Regions from separate parts of the Mus musculus genome. Here region 1 is linked to region 2. Evidence: chromatin contacts called from ENCODE Hi-C or POLR2A ChIA-PET data. All regions are on one chromosome and are shown on one strand. The core of a region is the stretch at or near the end of the contact, and the rest is flanking DNA. Distances in the headings are between cores, read along the strand shown.

Evidence for each region. Hi-C counts contacts between places; a loop is a spot of excess contacts on that map. ChIA-PET counts read pairs that join two places held with the same protein, here RNA polymerase II (POLR2A).
Region 1: a map of heart shows a loop between it and region 2 (4-fold over the local background). The contact joins the promoter of Rpf1 here to the promoter of Ssx2ip in region 2. A Hi-C loop is called at or near these places in 5 of 37 maps with a recorded cell type or tissue (gastrocnemius, heart and v-Abl transformed pro-B cells). POLR2A ChIA-PET finds 5 or more read pairs at or near these places in 2 of 5 experiments (Patski and embryonic stem cell).

Annotation. Positions count from the first base shown.
Region 1 is chr3:146,519,639-146,522,723 of GRCm38, reverse strand. It overlaps Rpf1 (ribosome production factor 1 homolog), which reads left to right and starts at 1,301. Exons shown (of 9, transcript NM_027371.3): 1 at 1,301-1,555. The coding sequence starts at 1,328.
Region 2 is chr3:146,403,085-146,406,135 of GRCm38, reverse strand. Ssx2ip (synovial sarcoma, X 2 interacting protein) reads right to left here and starts at 1,494. Exons shown (of 14, transcript NM_001355661.1): 1 at 1,201-1,494.

The DNA.
Region 1 (3,085 bases), core at 52-2,551, 120 kb before region 2:
CATATTTGGCTCCAGAATAAACTGTCTCATTTTTCTCTAAGGTGAGAGCTGTGCGAATACTACCTTTGTTCAATTCATTAACATTTCTCACTCCACCCATCTTCCCTTAGTTTCTTCTTAAATAATAATAAATAACTTTTAAGAATTATTTAATGTAGCCGGGCGTGGTGGCGCACGCCTTTAATCCCAGCACTCGGGAGGCAGAGGCAGGCGGATTTCTGAGTCCGAGGCCAGCCTGGTCTACAAAGTGAGTGCCAGGACAGCCAGAGCTACACAGAGAAACCCTGTCTTGAAAAACCAAAAAAAAAAAAAAAAAAAAAAAAAAAAGAATTATTTAATGTATATGAATACATTGTAGCTGTCTTCAGATACACCAGAAGAAAGCATCAGATCCCATTACAGATGGTTGTGAGCCACCATGTGGATGCTGGGAATTAAGCTCAGGATCTCTGGAAGATCAGTCAGTACTCTTAATCACTGAGCCATCTTCCCAGTCCCCTTAAATAATTATTATGAGTATTGTTTTTTATGTGTAAATCAAGGAGACTGTAAATTCAGCTTTATGACAACCACTCACTTAGCATCTACAAAGCCTGAGTCAGGGCCGTAGCGCCTTAAAAATAAAGCAAAATGCCTGATCATTTTCTCCCTCAAAATCCACCAAGAGGACTACATCTTACACAAAACACAGCGTCTTTACAAAACCCTCACAGAATCTATTCAACTTCAAGCCTCTTCTTCTCTCCTAAATTTTCGTCTGACTTCTGGTGTCTGTGGTGTTTGAGTGGTAGACTAGTTTGCTGCTGCTAAGGGGCCTCGCAGCTGGCCGTTTCCATTGTCTGGTAGGCGTTATCAGTTTATCTCAGATGAAAGGATTTTCCTGCATTGCTGCATAAGCATTAAGTCTGAGACCAGTGAGAACGTTGGAAGTGTGATGCTTCTTTGCTCTCTTTTTAATCTTGTTCTGTTTAGAAATTGTTCTATTAGAAATAATGTACAGTCGGGAACGAACTCTGAATTTTGACACTTTCTTTCTTTCTTGGGGGGAGGGGAGTTCGAGACAGGGTTTCTCTGTGTAGCCCTGGCTGTCCTGGATCTCAGGCTGTAGACCAGGCTGGCCTCGAACTCAGAAATCCGCCCGTCTCTGCCTCCCTAGTGCTGGGATTAAAGGCGTGCGCCACCACCAGCGTCCAGCCTTGGCACTTTCTTACATAGCTAATCCATAAAGCAAAGCGCTAGTTCCGGAACTTGGCGGCCCCGGAAGTAAAACCGTATGACCCGGGTCAAAGACAGAGAGCACTTCCGTTTCCGTACAGCCGTAAACAACATGGCGAAGGCCGGCGAGAAAAGTGTTGGTGGCGGCAAGCGAGGCTTGAAGAGGAAAGCTGCCGCTGAAGAGCCTCAAGAGGCTGCGGCCGCGAGCGATGGGACGGCGGAGAGCGGGGTGCAGCCCGCGAAAGCGGCCGCCTTCCCCCCGGGCTTCAGTATCTCGGAGATTAAGAACAAGCAGCGGCGACACTTGATGTTCACGCGGTGGAAACAGCAGCAGCGGAAGGTACGCGCGCGGGGTTGGCGGGGCACGAGCGCAGGGGCGGGGCCGGGAGCGCGCGGGGCTGGGGGGGGGGCGACGTGCGCGCGCGGGGTTGAAGGGGCGGGGCCGGGGGCGCGCGGGGTTGAAGGGGCGGGGCCGGAGGCGCGCCCCCAGCCCCTCGCTTGGCTACGGGGTCCCCAGCGTCAGCCTTTTGCCGGATGAGCTTGGCGTAGGGGAATCCGGCCCTTGCCTGCTCCGTGGGTTGCACTCTCTGGGAAGCCGAGGGATTTGGAACCGACGATCCAGCCTCTGGCCGGAGATGGCAGAGGGTCCGCCCCCTGCCTTTGCGCATCCCGCCTGCCTAGCGTTGGTGGTAAACTCCAGGTCCTAAACGTGGCCCCAGACTCTTTCAAGGAACCATTGGTGAAGTTTCAGCACTGTGAAGTGTCTGTCATAGCTGTGTTTGCTCTCTTCCGCCTTGTGCTCGCACTGAAAACTAGACAGACTTGTAAGTAAGCCTTGCCCAGGATCATGAGGCTCATTTGTGTCTAAATTACAATTTTAAAAATTCCCTATTACAGCATACACAGCAACTAACACATGATTTTATATTTGTGTTCTCTTACTGGAGGACCTTGGCTGGATCTTTTCGTAAGTGCTAGGTCGCTACTGGAGTTCTTTTTATTTATTTATTTATTTTTTAAAGATTTATTTATATGAGTGCACTGTAGCTGTCTTCAGACACACCAGAAGAGGGCATCAGATCCCATTACAGATGTTTGTGAGCCACCATGTGGTTGCTGGGAATGAACTGAGGACTTGTGGAAGAACAGTCAGTTGTGGAGGTTTTTTGGTTTTTGTTTTTTTGTTTTTTTCAAGACAGGGTTTCTCTGTGTAGCCCTGGCTGTCCTGGAACTCACTTTGTAGACCAGACCTCGAACTCAGAAATCTGCCTGCCTTTGCCTCCCAAGTGCTGGGATTAAAGGCGTGCGTCACCACCGCCGGGCTTGATTTGCAATTTTGAGGGAGGAATGTCCTAAAAGCCTTTTTTTTTTGGACTGAAGATCAGTAGGCACTACAGAATGTGTCAGACATTTTGTCTAGATTCAGGAGATTATAGTGTATACTAAGTAACAACTGAACATGTTTGCAACTTCCTATTGACCTTAATAGGTAGTTTTGGTTATAACCTATAAGAATAACTAGTGGTGACCTTATTGGAAATGTCCTGAGAACTCATCTCCCATTTCTGTCTATTTTCAGTGCTTTTCAAGAGAAGTAACCATTATACCCATAATCTTTAGAACGCATCCACTAGGGGAAAATGTACTTGTTCATTCATACGTTTAATTAATTGGAAGTATTATAGTAAAAAATTAAAGTTACTGAAAGTTTAAATGTTCAGACTTAATGTTGATTTGATGGAAGCAAAACAAAGAGCAAGCTCTTTGTCAAATGAATCTTCTTGATTAGCCTGCCCATTTGTAGTTCAATATTTTAGCTATTAAAGAAAAATCGATAAGTCTAGTTGTGAGTGGGAGTATGCACCTGTAA
Region 2 (3,051 bases), core at 245-2,744:
CCTTCTGGGCTAACATGAACAGTTAACTTTTCCATGGTGCGTACACCTGCCTGAGCAAGCCTAGGATGCTGTGGACTTAACAAGTCTTGTCACAAGGCTCAAGTGTGTCATGGATCGAGTTTCACATTTCATCCTGGAGTGGCCCGGCCCCAGCAGTTATCTCCAAGCTGCTGTGGCCCTGTTACTTAATCCCTGGACCTATTATCTTCCCTGTACAGATGGAGAACAAGAAGGAAAGGAAGGGTGTAAAATGACAGGCTGTAGGGGCCCCAACAGTTACCAAAGAAAACGCCCCGGTTTGAATTCTATCCATTCCTAATCCTCTCAGAGAGCCACTTTGTACGAGGAACTTCTGTGCACACCGGGCAGGACAAAGTGTCGACTGGGAGCACAGCTTTTCTTGTTTAGTTTGAATGAACACTCTAAGCTTCGTGGGCCCACAGGCTCTTGGGGAGTAAGGAGATTGGATGGCTTAAGTTTTGCTAGCTGGATCGACGGTTTTGAATTTTATCCAGCCTCGTAAATGTGTCACGTCATATACAGACCTTTCCGTTCAAGATCAAATTTGGGACTAGAAAGGTTTTCCTCCGGAACCTTGCGGGCTCCATGGTAGCACTATTTTCAGCTAACTCCAGGCCTGGACTCTAAACTGAATTGAAGCAAATATCAAATCCAGAAGGCTCTCATCCTTGGGCTCCACCTTTCATCCAGCCTGGATTCTAGAAGAAACTCCCGGCTCTCACAACTGCATCGGCGTGGCTGGTTATGAATCTGACACGCAGGACTAAGGAGCCTGAACTGTGGGTATTAATGTAAAGATTCCTCTACTGGTGCTGATGGGGAATTATTGGGCAAGTTTTATTTCCTGGGCCCAGGTGACTTGCATAACCCAGCAATCTGCACCAGGAGAAATATGTGCTGACCCGGACAGAGCTCACCATTTACGCACTCTACACCACTGGAAAATCCGGGGCCAAATAATTTCTCAAACAAGCCTGCCCCTGCGATGATGTAAGTTCTTCCCCTAAACGTGGGGCTGGACCACTATGAGCCACCTACCCCTGCAGCAGCGGCAGACCTCACTCGCTAAGTCCTGCGGCAGCCTCGGAGGACTCGCCAAGCCCGCGCGGTCGGGCCAAAGGGACCCCGCGCGCGCCCGCGCCGCATCCCGAAAGGGCGCGGGGCCCCCCCAGCACCTACCTCGCACTTTCCGCTGCAGGCGGCGGGCAGCAACGCTCTCCAACCGCTGCAACGGCCGCGACGAGCCCGCCCAGAGTCGGCCCCGGTGCCTGCGTCCACGTCCAGCCCGGTGCCCTCCTCCCCGCCTGCGCGTCACAATCCCGCCGCTCACCGTCACGGCTCCGGGAGCGGCTCACGCCTCCCGCAGCCCGCGGGCCCGCACCCGCGGCGGCACGCAGCGGCTCCGCGCAGCCTCCAGCCCGCCCGGTCCGCCCGGCCCGCCTCTCGCCGCTTTCCTCGGCGGGCGCCCATCCCACCCCGCCCCGCGCTGGCGCCGCCCATTGGCTCCGCCGGTTGCCAGGCGACGAACAACCGCGGCCCGCATTGGTCCAGCGAGGACTAGCCTCCGACAACCCCCAGCAGACGCCAAGCCGCTCTCCCCCGCGCAGCTGCGGCTACCGCACCTGTTACACCCGGGGTCACCCGGCCGCTGCTCCCCGCCCCCAGCTCTCCACGGGGACAAGAGGAGGGTCCTAGCCGCTTTAGAGCCGGGCCTCTGAGGCCACCCCTGAACCCCAATGCTCTCTGGAGAACCAGGTGCGCTCCCCAGAACGGAGAGACACCGGGGCATTCCAGAATTAGGTCAGGCCCTGGAGAAGGAAGGTAGTGGCCTCTGGAATCAATGCGCCAATGCACAGAAATCCGTGTAAAACCAGGGCCAGGGTAGTGCGCGTGAAACCCCGAGTTCATTCCTCAGGACTGCACAGAACGCATGTGAGGGTCTGTGATCCGGCAGAATTGAAGTACAAGGTCATTGGCAGCTTGAGGCTAGCCTGGGCGTTATGAGAGAAGCTCAAGTAGTGAATAAAACAAACTAAGGCAAAGGAAGGGACCTAGGGAGGAGACAGCTGGAAAGGGAAACTAAGAAAAGGTACTTGTGAACTAGACCTTGATGAAAAACTCCCTAGGCCCTCTCCATGAGTGCCAAGAAAATGTAGGACAGTGGCAATTGGCCAAATCCACTTGCCTCTCCCTACTATTTTCACCTAAAGTTCCCCTGGGAAAGGAAAATGGAGAAACCTTAGTAAAGGGTAGGGTGGTGGGGTTCTAGCAAGCTGTTTACTCAAGAGGAAAAAAAAAAAGAGGTTTGGGGTTAAGTGGCTCCTGTGAGAACAAAACATCGTAAAAGGAACACAAGAAATACACCACTGCCACAGAAGAACAAGACAGAGAGGAACAAGGACTACACATGCCCACAGTGCTAGGTAGAAGATCAGAGTGCAGAAATGAACAATGGATTTGAAGGAGATTGGATGCTAAATACAGGTAGCAAGGATACATCATTACAAAGGCGCTTTGGAGCACAGTGCCAGTGAGAAATTACTGCCAATGACTGTCTTACTCTCGAAGTTAGACCATTAGTGGGGTGAGGTTGCTCCCTCTGCATCCGAGGGGGTGTTCTGAAAGTTCCCTTGTCCACTCTCCAAAACACTCCTTTTCCTCTCTCAAGAAACATCTTAACGTGGCATTTATTCTTTAAATGCTGAGTCCGGCTTGGCCGTGCAAGGGACAGCATGGTATGGTCCCACCCCTGGAACAGAGAGAGCAGGGCACGGGCCTCCATGAATGTTCAATGGCTGCTGTGGGCATAAGGCTTGTTTGTATAATAATGTACATATTCTATGTTCCTCCATCAGGGAATGCTCCCCGTTAAGGTTAATGATAATCAGAGACAGCGCAAGTCTGGGAGGCAAAAGTATGTCCTTAGCAAACACGGTAAACACTGTGACCTTCAGGGCTGCCCTTAAAAGGCTGTGGGAAAGAACTCTGAAAATGTGAGTTCAAGACTAAATTTCTCAACCAAGCAAAACA